Regions from separate parts of the Homo sapiens genome. Here region 2 is linked to region 1. The links are chromatin contacts, found by Hi-C or POLR2A ChIA-PET in ENCODE. All regions are on one chromosome and are shown on one strand. The core of a region is the stretch at or near the end of the contact, and the rest is flanking DNA. Distances in the headings are between cores, read along the strand shown. Region 1 overlaps DNAJC11 (DnaJ heat shock protein family (Hsp40) member C11). Region 2 overlaps CAMTA1 (calmodulin binding transcription activator 1).

Region 1 (2,700 bases), core at 103-2,602:
ATTTCTCCTCATTGTCCGTAGTTGGACTGCTGTTATCTCTTCGTTTGTAAATCTTACTCTCAGAAAGGACTGGAGTTTATAGAAGTGTTGGGCCTCGGCTGGGCGTGGTGGCTCACGCCTGTATTCCCAGCACTTTGGAAGGCTGAGGCAGGTGGATTACCCGAGGTGAGGCGTTCAGGACCAGTCTGGCCAACATGGTGAAACCCTGTCTCTACTAAAAAAATAGAAAAATTAGCCGGGCGTGGTGGCACGTGCCTGTAATCCCAGCTACCTGGGAGGCTGAGACAGGAGAATTGCTTGAACCTGGGAGGTGGATGTTGCAGTGAGCCTAGATTGCGCCATTGCACTCCAGCCTGGGTGACAGAGCAAGACTCGGTCTCAAAAAAAAAAAAAAAAAAAGTGTTGATCCTCTAAACCATGGCCTCAAGAAAGAAGAAGTTTTCCTTTCTCCTTTCCCAGCGCTGAGTTTAAGAGGAATGCGTTCTGGATCCGTATGTGAGGGGCCTGCGTTAACTAGAGTCTTGAAAGTCACAGAAACACAACGTTTTTGCAGTTTCTTAGATAATCCATTGGGGCATGCCGTGAAACCTAAATTATTAGTGCAAGCATCTCTACAGAAAACTGAGAGCTGGTATAGATTTGTTACTTTATAATATCTCATTTAGTAAAGCATTGCACTTAGAGAATCTCAGATAAAGGAATGAATCTCCTCTTCTGGGCCCGTCTGGCCTTTGGACTCAGAATCCTAATTCCCTAGGAGGCTTGAGGCTTAGAACAAGACATGTGCTGGCCCAGCCTTCTCTCAGAAGGGAGGACAGGCATATGCTGACCCCAAGGCCCATACTTTGTTACAGGAAAGCGGATCTGTGTGTCTAAAGTGGTATTAGTTGTTCCTACCAAAAGTGTTATTTAACAACTCACGCCTGTAACCCTAGCACTTCGGGAGGCCGAGACAGTAGGATCACTTGAGCCCAGGAGTTCGAGACTAGCCTGGGCAATATAGTGAGACCCCCATCTCTATCTTAAAATTAAAATTAAAAAAATAATAATCCCACAAGGTTGGTGGGATCTCCTGAAATTCTCCTGTGGTGGGGTCTTCTTTCCAAAGAGACTGACAGTCGGTGTCCCGTCAGCTTGGTGAGGAGGTGGGGCAGAGCCATCTAAGGATAAAATGAAAGCTGCCAGCCTGTGACTAACAGACTTGCCTGAGACTGTCGTGGGAATATTTTTTAAAGTTCTACAACTGAACTCCAGTAAGATCACAGACTGTTTGCTGGGCTCGGGTCCAGCACGGGAGGGGCTGTGTTGGCTGGAAGCTGGGCAGCGCCGCGCTAACGTGGGGCTTGTGTTCCTCTCGCGTAAGGGAATTGGAGAAGCAGAGGGAAAGCGCCGCCACCGATGTGCTGCAGAAGAAGCAAGAGGCGGAGTCCGCTGTGAGTGCTGCCCCACCGTTCCCAAGCGAGGGCTGTAGGGGACACACTCCACACCCCACATGTTGGTCTCAGGGCCTTAGAGGTCAGACTTCTCTTCTCCAACAACTTGGCTCTCCACTTAGTCTTTATTGTGGGATGCGACACTGGGCTCTGCAGTCCCTGCCCTGAAGATAATTACCCTCCAAAGGCCTAACAAGGGCTTTTTTAAAGTGGTGAGTATTGGCCTCTTTTTCTTCCCTCTGAGTGTTCTGCCTTTTACTGAGCAGGAGGGAGCAGGCTTCCTGGGTATGTGGCGAGCATACTGCCAGGTGGCCATGGGCCGTGTGCGCGGCCTGGCGAGCACATGCCTGTCTGAGGGGGCGGCACAGCTATGCCCAGCAGAATGGCACCACAGGAGAACACAGGTCCTTTCTCAAGAGGAGCTGGGATTCCAGCTTCTCCTGTGAAATCTCTTTATTTTTAAAGCTGACAACGCATTGTTTTTTTATTGGGTCAACAAATCCCACCCACGCATTAATGATCCCTAGAAAGGGAGCTCCCACCGGTGGCCACCGGAGGGTCATGCCGTTTCAGGTGCTTCTCACCTTCTGACCCAGAGCTGCCTGCCCTAGGTCTAGGAGTTTCAGAGTGAGCCACTCGGGTAGCAGAGCTGTCAGGGTGCCCACTCCCTTCCTTTCCAGGCCCTGAGCAAGTATGTTGACGTGGACAAGACTGCCTGCCTGTGGCCCTCTCACCAGAGGTGGAACAGGCCTGGCAGGGCCCTGACTGTGTCATCCTTGTTCTCTGGCAGGTCCGGCTGATGCAGGAATCTGTCCGAAGGATAATTGAGGCAGAAGAGTCCAGAATGGGTGAGAACATGTGTCCTCTCTTGGTCCAGGGTGGGCGCTGGGGGTCTCTAAGCCACACAAGGAGGTGCCTGGAGGAGGCCTTCCTCTACTCGGAGTCTGTCCTTAGGCCTCATCATCGTCAATGCCTGGTACGGGAAGTTTGTCAATGACAAGAGCAGGAAGAGCGAGAAGGTGAAGGTGATTGACGTGACTGTGCCCCTGCAGTGCCTGGTGAAGGACTCGAAGCTCATCCTCACGGAGGCCTCCAAGGTACAGCAGCACCAGCCACCACATGCTATGTGCTCACAGATTTGAACAGGCTGGGCGCGGTGACTCAGGCCTATAATCCTAGCACTTTGGAAGGCCAAGGTGGGCGGATTGCTTGAGCCCAGGAGTTCAAGATCAGCCTAGGCAACATGGCAAAACCCTATCTCTACAAA
Region 2 (2,700 bases), core at 128-2,627, 1.0 Mb before region 1:
CACACTCACTAGGGCCTCCATTCCAACTCACTGTGGCCTCCACCCCACTCACCATGGCCTCCACCCTCACAGTCACCATGGCCTCTACCCAACTCACCATGACTTTCACCCTCACAGTCACCATGGCCTCCACCCTCAGTCACCAGGGCCTCTACCTCACCAGGGCCTCTGCTCACACTCACCAGGACCTCCTCCCAACCCACCAGAGCCTCCACCCAACTCACCAGGGCCTCCACCCAACTCACCACAGCCTCCACCTTCACAGTTACCATGGCCTCCAACCACTCACCAGGGCCCTCACCCTCACAGTCACCATGGCCTCCACCCTCAGTCACCAGGGCCTCCATCCGCCTCAACAGGGCCTCCAGTCACACTCACCAGGGCCTCCACCCAACTCACCAGGGCCTCCAACCACACTCACTATGGCCTCCATCCAACTTACCAGGGCCTCCACCCAACTCACCGTGGCCTCCACCCAACTCACCAGGGCCTCCACCCAACTCACCGTGGCCTCCAACCACACTCACTATGGCCTCCATCCAACTCACCAGGGCAGGGCCTCCACCCAACTCACCATAGCCTCCACCTTCACAATCACCATGGCCTCCACCCTCACAGTCACCATGGCCTCCACCTGCAGTCACCAGGGCCTCCATCCACCTCAACGGGGCCTCCGCTCACACTTACCAGGGCCTCCACCCAACTCACCATGGCCTCCACCCAATTCACCAGGGCCCCCACCAAACTCACCAGGGCCTTCACCTGCACTCACTATGGCCTCCACCCCACATTCAGGATGGCCTCCACCTCCACTTTCAACATGGCCTTTGTGGCCTCACATTTACTATGGCCTCCACCACCTGCCATGGAGGTGAGGTTGCTTTTGGAGGAAGTGTGGGGGTGGAGGTGCTGAATCCCCACACACTCGTGCCTGTGGATACGTCGTGTGCCCGTGCAGAAGCATGGAGGTGCACAGAGCACTTGTGTGGTGTGGGCGTAGGCCCTGGGGCTCTGCTGATTCCACAGCCAGCCCTCCTGCCGCCCGCCCAGTGCTGCAGAGGACACCTGCCCCAGAGGCCTGAGTACTCTGGCCTGATGCCAGCGGAGCTCTGGGGCTGGCAGGCAGGGTGGAGCTAAACCCCGAGGCGGCTGGGGGAGCTGCCTGCTGATTTCCGGGCCTTCGAAGCCTGCAGGAAGGCCTAGGACTTGCTCATGGCTGCAGGGCCATCTGGCCAGCCAGGGCACTCCAAGAGGAGCCTCCAGGTGGGAGAGCTGGGACAAGATCACCACACGGGAAGGGCTGTGAACACAGCTTAGAAGTCATGCCCTCGCCACTCACTCCGGATGGAACAACCTCACCAACAGCTTGCTGGGAAATGCCTGGCGTGCCATCCCCTCCTGGGCTGCCAGGAAATGGGCAGGGAAGAAAGCCACGGGTGCTCAGAGGGAGAGGATCTTCTCCGAGGAAACGGTTCCATCTGGCTTTCTGTAGGTTCCAGTGGAGCCAAGGGTGCAAGGTTTGGGGCATGGCAGTTTAGAACCACTGTGGCTCTGAGCAGCCCAAGATCACTGAGCAAGTTTCCTGCCAGCTTGGCAGGACAGAAGCACAGAGCCTGCCTGGCAGAGCAGTCGACTCCACTCAAAGTCATCTCTCAGTGGCTAATCTGGGAGGAGAGGACTCCCCCTTCAGCTCCTCACTCACACTATGGGGGTTTACTGGGTGCAAATCTGGTGCTCTCTCAGACCAGCTGCATTGGAACAGACCCTGGAATTTCCAGGATGAGACATACTAAGCTTTAGATCACTTGCGTACTGTAAACTCCAGGCCTCAGACGGCGCCTCAGACAGTCATTGCCAGGCCTTGGACTGAGATGGGCAATTCTGTGCACTATAAGCCAGAAAGCTGAAGCCCACAGGGGCACCCCAGGCTAAGCACAGCTCTACTCAGCCCTGAATGATTCACATGCAGAACCTCTTTCCCCAAAGTACGTTAGGATGGAACTACAAAGCAAAAAACGACACTTCCCAGACTCTCTTGCAACTAGGAGTAACCATATGACAAAATTCTGTCCAACGACACCAGAGATGAAATGATGTATGCAAGTTGTGGGCTTAAAGGGAAGGAACTCACCCTCCACCTTATTTTCTCCTCTTTCCACTGGTTGGAATGCAGTTGCAATGGCAGGAGCTGGAGTAGCCATTTTGGACCATGTAAAAGAAGGCAAAGCCCTAGGAATGGGGAGCAGCCACCCGGAGGGAGCCAGGGTGGCCGATCCCTGACCCTGGGGCTGCCACATCAACCCTGAACTGTGACATGAAAGCCAAAGGAGCTTCCCTTTCATTGAAGCCACTGTTATTTTGGTCTTCCTCATAGCAGCAGGACCCATAGTCTCATGATTACAGAAGGGATTCCAAAAGACAGGAAAGATCTCTGGGAATGTCCTGGGAATTCCTATCAGCTATCTTCATTTATTTCTGTGTGTGTTTTTTTTCATCTGAAGGAAGCATTCCTCAGATTGCAGGTGGAAGGGAAGCCCCCTTCTGACCAAAGGGCACAGCTGCAAGGACCAGGATGGGATTCTCTGAATCAGCCTGGTGAGATTCCCAGGGCATAAGGTCACGGAGCCCCCATCTCACAGCAGGTGAGGTGAAGGCTGCAGACCCATCTCCCTTCAGCCCTGGGGAGCACGACATTGTGAT

Evidence for each region. A loop is a pair of places that touch in the nucleus more often than their neighbours do. ChIA-PET counts read pairs that join two places held with the same protein, here RNA polymerase II (POLR2A). Pooled maps may share reads with other maps.
Region 2: a loop to region 1 is called in a map of IMR-90, with 16 times the contacts of the local background. The contact joins two enhancer-like sites. A Hi-C loop is called at or near these places in 1 of 168 maps with a recorded cell type or tissue (IMR-90) and 2 of 50 pooled maps. POLR2A ChIA-PET finds 5 or more read pairs at or near these places in 2 of 52 experiments (GM10248 and WTC11).

Annotation. Positions count from the first base shown.
Region 1 is chr1:6,637,028-6,639,727 of GRCh38, reverse strand. DNAJC11 (DnaJ heat shock protein family (Hsp40) member C11) reads left to right here. Exons shown (of 16, transcript NM_018198.4): 12 at 1,364-1,433; 13 at 2,224-2,281; 14 at 2,388-2,530. Among named protein-coding and RNA genes, the nearest start is that of THAP3, 14 kb to the right of the region's middle. Within about 2 kb of position 1,352, at least 10 of the 41 ENCODE cell types and tissues checked have a DNase peak (open chromatin) inside an H3K27ac peak, as active enhancers do.
Region 2 is chr1:7,644,100-7,646,799 of GRCh38, reverse strand. The region is part of intron 7 of CAMTA1 (calmodulin binding transcription activator 1); the gene reads right to left. Among named protein-coding and RNA genes, the nearest start is that of VAMP3, 130 kb to the left of the region's middle. RefSeq lists an enhancer at 2,489-2,700. Within about 2 kb of position 1,377, at least 7 of the 41 ENCODE cell types and tissues checked have a DNase peak (open chromatin) inside an H3K27ac peak, as active enhancers do.